Linked DNA regions of Homo sapiens: region 1 is linked to region 2. Evidence: read pairs that join two places in POLR2A ChIA-PET (ENCODE). Cell type or tissue: OCI-LY7. All regions are shown on one strand.

Region 1 (5,000 bases), 72 kb after region 2:
GCCATTCATCTGGCACTTTATCATGTGGCACTTAGGACTCTTAGTTCACTTCTCAAGTTTGTGTGATTAGACCCACATTTAATGTAGGAGTTCTGTGGCTGGTTGTTTAAAACAAAAGTAAATTCTCCCATACAAATGACGTTTTTAAGAAACCCCAACGAGGTTCCATGGCCAGTCCACAAACACTATTTCAATAAACAATATGTACCAGTATGGTTCTCTTAAACAAAGGCTTTATGAAAAAACTCAGAGCAGTTCAACGTGGGATTTGAGGCTTAACAAATCTCATGTTAAATCTATCTTCTCCACCTAGCTCAGCCTGCTTTGAAATTAATGGTGGCAACATACACAAACACACACACATGCACGCACACACACACTCTTTTCTGTTGCTTTCTCAGAGAATGACTGATGGAGTAAGAAGACAGAATACAGATCAGGAAACAACAGGGAAGCAAAAACCAGTGATAACTGACTTGGTGGGGTTTGGGGGAGGGCAGAGTTGTTTGGAAAACCTCACTCTATCTCGGTCAGAGGCGAGGGCTTAGTCTGGCCAGGAGCAAGGCAAAAAACTGGCCACCATAGTGAGAATCAATCTTCACTGCAGACGCCCATGAAGGGAGATGGCAGGCAATGGGGAGCATCTAAAGTGGATTATGAGCTGTGGGCAGAACATTACCATTGAAGTGCAGGCCTATCGTATGCCAGGGGCTCCTCTCTCTCCACATGTCAACGCTGCTGCAGGGCAAACCATCACCCCTCAAGCCTCATTCTACTCTGGTCCTGAGATCTAGGTCTAATTACTAAGTGGCCAGCACAGGTTCTGTGCTCACACTTTTATCTGCCAATCCAATGTTAAAGTAAAGGGTGGGTCTGTATTTCTAAGGCATTTTTCAAGTGAGACCTTTATGGAGAGTTATAGACTATAGTGAACTCAGAATAAGAAATGAGAAAAGAATAGTTTTATTTCTAATCAATCTAATCCTGACTAGCAGAAGCTTCCTGGCCCAGCTCTCAGCCTTCTCACTGCTCTATGAGCTGATACACCTGAGACCGAGAGGGAGCAGACACTTCTGGACACAGATCATAACCAGGCCAGGACCAGAGATCTCTGCCTTGTGATGTTGCTGAGTAGTTCAAAATCAAGTTCCCAAATGCCTACATGATACTTGCTCATATTTAACTCAAATATTATTGAGCCAAAATCCAGGGTGGGGTGAGGGTGGAATTGTCTGGGTCATTAATGTTTCTTTGAACTTTACTCAGAAAACACACATGCACACATTCACAGATTTCCTCCTCTGTAAAGGAAGTGGCTCTAAGAATCTATTAATTAAGTAAATTGAATCACCTAGTCCCTCAAACATTTATCTGCTAGCTATTGCCAAGCTGGTGGTTAAGTGCTGGGGCTAAAATGCTGGCTGACAAAGACTGGGCTCCAGATAGAGTGCAAACATTTATGTTACCCAGGGTTTTGGACCACTGGTGCAGAAAGCCCAGCTAATGTTATCTGATGACACACTTAGCTGGGACATTCATTTACCCAGGCCTGGAAGCTCTAACCACCTCATTAGTTCTGGAATCTGAATATGCAAGGAACCTTTGGGGCAAGCTCTCATGGAGGTCTTCTGCAGGGAGGATCTTTAACTTGAGGTCCTGGCAACCTCCACGGCCAAAGGCAGTGTGTGGTGTGTTTCCTTTCCAGGAAGTTCCATGAACCAAACAGACTACGAGGCCAAAGAGACTTAAAATCTCCAGCCCAGATGAACAAGAGCTTTAAGAGCACTCTATCTATGGTATCTTTATTTTTGGAATAAGAAAATTAGACTGGCCAACCTATATAATCCAAGATGGCTGTGAAGAATGGGTAATACAAATGAAGGCACTAGGGGCTTTACAAAGTTCTGTAAAACTACTGATATCGACTGCCTAAGAGGTTGGAGATGGTAGCCACTGTACCATCTTCTTCATCCTTACTCTCCTAGGTCTCTGGGTTGCCACAAAAAAACTTACTGCTAACAAATAAGGAGAGGAGTGGGAGATACTCACACACATCTAAGAATTATGCTTTACTGGTTTTTCTCCCTACTTATATTTTTCTTGCCCTGTTCAGAAAAAACGGCAATGGGCCTGATCCCATTTATGATGTGGACATTATCAAGGACACAATCTTCTTGGTATAAAATAATTATGGGTCTTTAAAGGTGAACAGTTTACTCCCTACAGCCTAGAAGATTGGACCCTATTGGAACAAAAATAAATTAAAAAAAAAAAACCACAAAAATAAATGTTCAGACTAACTCCTATCCATGTGACCTTTAATGATTTTTTTTAGCTACTTTCAAAACACCATTCCCCCACTCCACAAAAAAAAAAAAAAAATCAATAAATAAACATACTAGGTTAAACACTAAGAAACAAAAAAAGGTTGAGAGGTAGACAAAGGAAGTCTGGTTATAAAAATTATACTTAAAGCTGCATATCACAATAATTCTAGTCTAGGCTCTCAAACAAGACTCACTTTGGAAAATCAAATCAAAATGCAATAAATGGCCTGTTCAAACTCCCCATGTGGGTCCACTCCCTCACCCCCAGACCACAAATCAACTGCCTTCTTATAGCCATCATGGTTTTGAGCAGGGGTCTCCGTTATTTGTCTAGTTTGTCTAGTGTGACCGACAAACCCTCACAGAAAATGAGGCCACAAGACCTACATGCTCAGGAACAAAGGGCATGGATGAAACTCACTACAGAGAAGACAGGGCTTCACTATCTTCTGGAGAGCCCTGTTCTTGAACTGAAGGGCAGGGAAGAGAATACTTTTCTGGCTCCATTTCAACCCAGACTCAAAGAGGCAGTCTGTCTCTGAGCTGATAACAAATAGGACAAGGGACAACCTTAGACCCTTGCCTGCGGTCAGAGGTGTGGGGCAGGTCTGCACACAGGCCTACTGCGGCTGGCAAGCTACAGGGTGGAGATCAAGTTAAAAATAAGGCTTTCTGGCAGCCCTGCCAACTGCCAGCATCATATTTTCCTGGTGATGTCAGTACAGATGTGGTCTCCATTCTGGGCGTTGGCTTCTGGCTCGGCACCACTTCCACCTATGGCACTACATGTGCTCTGGGAGGATACAGCAACCATTTTCAAACCAAGGTGAGACAAAACCTGTTGGATCAGTCACAGTGACTGCTTTAAGCTTCTTTGGTATAAGGTGCATAAACAAGAGTCACATCAGAGAGGGCCGCAGCAGCTCTGGGAAACAGATTGGGGATACAATTTTCATTGCAGGCTGACAACTTTCCTGCCTGAAAAGGCAGGGTGAATTCATCAGAAGCTCCTTTCCCAAGGAGATGACAAAACACCAGCTTCTCCCTCCACTCCCAAAATAAAAAGCGTGCAGGGAAGAAAACATCAGTGGCCACTGAATTCAATGCTTGCCACCTTAAGATGGCAGCTCAGATTTTCTAGACAACCAGAAAGACACAAATTTAGAAAACATTCCATCATCGCATGTGGGACACAGGTTCATCTAGAAGCCAGCGCCCAAGCCTGGCCCTTCAAATTCCAGCACCATGCCCTGTTCTTGGCAGGAACCCCAGCCAAGTTCTTTCTGACCAAAGGTGGCAACCTTGCAAATTACCAGAACAAAGTGGCTTTATTACAGCTCAAGAACATCATCCACGCTCAGAATGTGACACTAAGGCTCTCCCTGAAGCGCTCAACTCACTTCTCAAGATTCTCCTCAAAACTATCAACCATTAAGTGCAGAATTCAACAGGAGACAAGTCACACTTGATTTTTCAAAAATATTTTCCACCTACAACACACGGCACTTCCTAAGGTCTCCACTCACCAGCCTCTCTCCAGAGAGGACCTCCAGCAGCTTGATGAGCATCCGTCCATCTCGAAGGTCAGTGTACAGGTCTGTGATCCGGCAGGACACACGGGCAAGGTGGGAATTGACCCACTTGGTGAAGGTCTTCTTCTGCACGGCTTCACGCTCATCTGCAAGCAGAGAAGAACTTGTTTTACCATTGACCACAGAACTGGCAGGAGCAGGCACATGCTAGCAGGGCCACAAGACCCCAGCCAGAGGAAGGTCAGCAAAACTGACCTCCAAGGACACCTCTACTTAGCGCCCCTTAACTGCGGTCATGTCTTTGAGAAAGAACACTGATTACTGATGGTTCAACTTACAATTTTTTGACTTTACGATGGGTTTACTGGGATATAATCTCATAAGTCAAGGAGCATCTGTGTAGGAACTGTCCAGTCCTTAAACATGTGAGCTCCCAGGCACACTGCCAGCAGAACATCCTTTGCTCCCCTTTCTTTTCTCCCATCCCTGCTGAAGAGGCAGCAGGATGCAGATGACAACAGGGTCCTTTGCAGTCCTGCCCTATACCATAATACTTGACTGGTAAAGCTTCCTACATACATGTTACAGCTATTATTCCTCCAAAAGGTGAGTATATTAAAGGGTGTAGGGTAGGAAATCTCATGAGACAGCAGAAAACTGCTTCCCTCATCTACAAAGGATTGGGCAACACTGGACAAGATAAATTAACTCATGACCTTGGCAATGACCGTCTTCACCTGCTCAGTCACACACACCATGAACAACAAAAGAAAATGGCAAGCAACATGGTAGAGTGCAAAGACATCGCAGGCATCGGGAAGTCTTTGCAGGCATCGGGAAAGCAGGGTCTGGGCCCAAGGTTTCAACAAAAATGTGACTCAACACAGGATTCAATGTTCTCTTCTATAAAAGGAGAAGAAAAATATAATCTCCATACTGTGATCCTTCGCTGAAAAGGCAACTGCTGATTTATGGTCTAAAGCGTGATTGTTGTACATTCAAGTCATCCAGGAAACAGTGTTAAAGGTTTTTCAAAGCTCAGTAATCAAATTCTGTCCAATTTAAGGTATAAAACTCTAGACATATTTGCCCAGAACTGGCCTTCACATACCATACAAATAGGCTTTCAAACTTCTTGCCT
Region 2 (5,000 bases):
TCCCATATCAGCTCCTGTTGCTGATGAGCTGTGCCAGTGTCTGAAGTAACCCCCCAATGCCTGGTGGAGAAGGGAGCTCGGGAGGTGGTAGCAAGGGGAACTAGACCCCTAGAGGTCCTTCCTGCTTGTTAACCTACATTTGCTCTCTGAAGCCAGGTATGCCCCAACTGAAGCACCTCGGAGGGAAAACACGGAGGTGGTGTTGCGGGGGTGGGGTGGGGGGTTATCAACACCTGCAGTCAGGGGCAGCCTTGAACACAGGAGCAAATATGCTTTAAAATAAAAGAGGCTCCTGCCTGACAGACTACCATGGGAGAAAAGGAACCGATTTATGGAGTGTGGCGTTCATCAGTTCATTTAATCTCCTCTAGAGGCCAAGGCTCAGATGAAGCAGACGAAGAGGAGTCTCACATTTGTAAGCGCCACAAGGGCTGCTTCCCAGCATGGCTGGTGCGTGGTGGGTGCTTTGCAGAGGGGATAAGGGAGTCTTTTTTTACTTGTCACGGGGCTGGGAGGTGAAGGAGCCACCATTCAATCTGGCTTCAGAGCCTACCTTCTTTCCTCAGAAGAGCAGAGGCTGAGCAAGCTGGATGAAGTAATCCAATCATGTGTCCCCAGGAAAGACAAGAGTCCTCAAATCCAAGTGGGGAGATGACAGACCCGTGTAACAGATGGCAGCTAGGAGAAGGCCCCGTATGCACGCCTGCGAGCACTGGCTCAGAAACGCACGCTCCTTACAGCCATTATTATTATTATTTTTGAGATGGAGTCTCACTCTGTCGCCCAGGCTGGAGTGCAGTGGTGTGATCTCGGCTCACTGCAACCTCCGCCTCCCAAGATCAAGCAATTCTCCTGCCTCAGCCTCCGGAGAAGCTGGGAGTACAGGTGCCCGCCACCACGCCCAGCTAATTTTGTTGTATTTTTAGTAGAGATGGGGTTTCGCCATATTGGCCAGGCTGGTCTCAGACTGCTGACCTTGTGATCCGCCCGCATCGGCCTCCCAAAGTGTTGGGATTACAGGCGTGAGCCACCAAGCCCGGCCACGGCCATTTTAATTAGGGCTGTGGACATTCCCCTAAGATGGAAGATTAAAACCTTGAGCGACTGTTTCCTCCGAAAAAAAACAAAACTTGAGGAACAGGAACACTGGAAATAATTCACTGTGACGGAGAAACGTAAATGATGACCGAAGATGGAGCAGATTCCCCGGGAGAAATGTTGTGAGCCAAGACTTGGCCTCAGCTCCACTGGAGAAAGCTCCCAGGTTCCCGCCCAGCGCCCAGACTCCAGAACACAGGATGCCCCACCCTGTGGAGAAAGTCGCTGCGGGCTTATGTAAGGGAAATTCCCCTTCCCTTTAAAGAACCAGTTTCAGGAAACACCACTAACGTCCTGCCTCCCTGATTTCCACTCCCGGACACAATGGGTCTCCACCGTGTGATAAATATCCGAAAAGACAAGTCAAGGCCAAGTGGAAACATACGCAAGCCACACGCCCCTGCGGGCCCCAGCATGGCCGCCCTCCAGGATGTCTGTGCTGAGGCAAGAACGCACAGAGCCCAGGCTCACCACGGGGAAGCCACAGGCCTTGTGGGTGCCGGGTAAGGGAGTGAAGGGAGCTCCTGCCAGCTTCTCTGAGTTTCAGTTACAGAGTCCTATGCCTATGTGTCCTCTTCCTGCTGTGACTCGGCCCTGACCATAAGAAAAACCAACCCTGATAAGTTACACCAGGTTGAAAGGAACACTGAAAACACAGGTCAGGCAATTAACGCCAGGGGCCGTAGAAAACCCGGGCATCCCTGAGGAAGCAGGTCTTCCAAGCTCCCCTGCACAGAAGAGTCAAAATGAGGCATTACCTTGGAAAAACTTGAATTCTACTCAGTAATTCTATCACCCACTATCACTCTCCCAAATCAGCCCAGTTCACGAGTATGAGGGATTGGTGAAGCTTCTTCAAAACTTGAGTGAAAATGCCCTGAACCGCATGGAAGAGAAGCGTCAGCTACTCACACATCGTGATCCCTATTTACATGAAAGGGAACAAGCAGGACCTTTCACTTCTGTTTTCTGAAATGCTGCTTTTAAGGCTGACCTTTCACACACACACACACACACACACACACACACACCCCACAAAAAACAAAAAAACATTCAAAGCTCAAATAGGATATAACATTCTTTCTCACAGGCAGGCCAGTTGAATTTTCCTTCTACAAGTTGAAAAACTCGTTTTTCTAGGGTGGCCTGTGTTCTTTAAGTTGGGTCTAAACCTTGAAAAACTTTGAAGCTCACGTTTATTTCTCCCCGAGGGAAATCTTTATTCAGTTCTGAAAAGTAAAAAAGAGCACTTCAAGTACTTGATCCAGAGAACTGGGAGGCGGGTTCAAGAAAGACACACACACACACACACACACACACACCCTGCATACCAAGGGAACGAGCTTCAGCCAAAATGGGAGACAATGACATAAGGCTGGTTAAATATATGAAGATTTGTAGAAGACTGAATGAGGGCTCAGAGGCAGAGAGTAAGAGTTACTTGCTCAGACACTGCAGATGAGGTGAAACTACCTAAAAATGGGGCTGAAGGGGAGAATGGAAAGACCATGTAGAATAAGTGTTTTTCAAAATTCTTCTCAGCACTCCTGGGTATTTCTTTATCCCAGATTAATGAAGATTTATGTTCATAGGAAACCCCAAACATAAATGTTTAATATAGTTCTACTCCCAATAGCCCAAACTGGAAACAACCCAGATGTCCGTAAGTGAATGGCTAAAAAACTGTGGTACATCCATACCACAGAATATTATTCAGCAACACAAAGGAATGCACTATTGATATACACAATATTACTTGGATAAATCTTCAGAGAATTACGTCAGAGAAAAAAGTCAATCCTGAAAGGTTACATCCTACATTATTCCTTTTATACAACATTCTTGAGATAAGAAATTTCAGTGGATCCCCAAAACTCAGCACATTGTAGGTGCTCAATAAATATTTGTTAGGGGAAGAAAACGACAGGTTTCCAGCAATAAAGAACAGACTGGTGACTGCCAGAGGTTGGGGAGGGAGTGGAGGTGGGAAGTGGGTGTGGTTATAAAAGGGCAACAGGAGGTACCCTTGTGGTGGCAGGAATGTTCTGTATCTTGACTGAATGTCAATATTCTGTATGTGATACTATACTATATAGTGTTGCAAGCTACCACTGGGGGAAACTGCGTAAACAGCACTGTATTATTTCTTACAACTGCATGTCAGTATACAAGTATTGCAAAATAAAGAGTTAAAAAAAAAAAAAAACTGTTCTCAGTTATTGGTGGTGGTAGTATTAGTATTGCTATTCTGAGTTTTTATAACATGGAATAAAGCAAATGAATAATTTTAAACTATTCTAGTGGAAAATGAAATATTTCACCATGATCTTCAATAGACAGAAATCTCTATTGAGCTTTGATGGAAAGAAGTCTTTTTTCTTCTTTGTTAAAATATGTTTTTGTGTTATGGACCATGTTTAGAAAGGTCAATTCAAAATTATAAAACATATTCACCAAAAAACGAGGATTTCACCAGAAAACTCAAATATATTTAAGCCCATAAATTCATAATATTTAAAAAATTGTTCATCTTTAGAGGATAGGAACCAACTCATAAATAACGCTGATTATAGGAAAGTAATGCAAATAATGGGAAAGACTCCAGCATTGATCCTGCCTTTTCTACATGGACTGCACCACTACATGAAGGGAAGTATGTCTTTATTTAAGAATTCCGACTGATAAAACAATGTATCCAGGGGAACTAACATAGGATCCCCATACACAAGCAATTCTAACAGTTCCAGGAACTTGGTGAAATGACAATGTGCCCATCACCCAGTCTGATACAGTGTTTCACCTACTCAAGATGCCAGGAATTGTAAGAAGCACAGTCACTGGCACTCTCGGTACACCCAAAAAAACCACAGCCAGTTCCGGAAGTGCCATCAGAAGATGCATCCCAACTTGAGATGCTCAAGTAGGACAAAAAGTGGCCTTGATTCAAGTGACAACGCCATTTCATATCCTAAGCCTTATTTTCACTACTTCTTACTCTTCAGATTTATGGAGGGGCCAGTATTGTCACCCATATTGTATCACTGAAAATCAGGGTAAAATAGCACAGCATTATGGCAACAAGAAATATGCAAAATCCTCAAAAAACATGATAGTGGAAGAATAAAAAAAAAACAAAAAACCCAAAAACTATTTACCCTGCCAGGCTTGAAGCTCATCAGGCTGTGCGGCCTGTAACCTCTGATGGCGAACACGTCTTGACTGGGGTCTTCTGACGCTCCTCTCGCTGCCCATCATCTTCCACATTCAGGCCTCAGTGGATCCTTATCAAATGCACCAAGAGAGAGCAAATACCACCAAACCCTGGCTTCATAACTACAGATCTGCGAACTGTTGAAATTATGTGCACGATGTTCCACATGTACGTATTTATTATGGGACTCCAGGATTGCTGGTATGAACTTATTGCCATCTGCACAGCTTTGTCAAGAGTACAAGACTGTAATTAATCACAATTGTTTCCAAGATACTTTGCCTTAACTAAACATTTTGGTCTGTTGAGAATAGAACAACTTGATTCCAACCCTGAGCATGGCAAGGGCAAAGGACTGTCGTGGGAAGCAGGGGAGAGGATGGTGAGGTCTCAGTTTGCCTAGAGGTAAGAGAGTTAAGAGAAAGCTTTGATGCCACGCAGCTGTGGAGCCCAGGGCTGATGCCACCTTAGGCATGGTCTTTGTGGAATAACTTACTGGACATCCATAATACTAATATCCATTGCTGCTTTATGCAAGTGGCATGGAGTCAACATACCCAGATAACCCAGGAAAAGTATGTCACTTGTAAATAACCCACGACTCTATGCTGAAGTCAGCAAACTATGGCCCATGGGCCAAACCTAACCTCTTGCCTGTTTTTTTTTTTTCTTCTTTTTGGTCTGATCTGTA

What was found. ChIA-PET counts read pairs that join two places held together with the same protein. Peaks named below come from ENCODE experiments on the same cell type or tissue, not always from the same donor. Only the 100,000 strongest peaks of a DNase experiment are listed, where the experiment ranks them.
Region 1: POLR2A ChIA-PET joins it to region 2 with 11 read pairs; 6 of 35 experiments call an interaction of 5 or more read pairs at or near these places.

Annotation. Positions count from the first base shown.
Region 1 is chr2:54,598,097-54,603,096 of GRCh38, reverse strand. It overlaps SPTBN1 (spectrin beta, non-erythrocytic 1), which reads right to left. Exons shown (of 36, transcript NM_003128.3): 3 at 3,854-4,005. Among named protein-coding and RNA genes, the nearest start is that of SPTBN1-AS1, 42 kb to the right of the region's middle. In OCI-LY7, no CTCF peak of the experiment used is centred here; no DNase peak of the experiment used is centred here.
Region 2 is chr2:54,670,189-54,675,188 of GRCh38, reverse strand. It overlaps SPTBN1 (spectrin beta, non-erythrocytic 1), which reads right to left. Exons shown (of 36, transcript NM_003128.3): 36 at 3,743-5,000. All of the region lies in intron 1 of SPTBN1-AS2 (SPTBN1 antisense RNA 2), which reads left to right. It overlaps LOC105374653 (a long non-coding RNA gene), which reads right to left and starts at 807. Exons shown (of 3, transcript XR_940104.2): 1 at 554-807. RefSeq lists an enhancer at 1,383-1,677. In OCI-LY7, no CTCF peak of the experiment used is centred here; a DNase peak (open chromatin) is centred at 2,058; H3K27ac peaks cover 373 bases.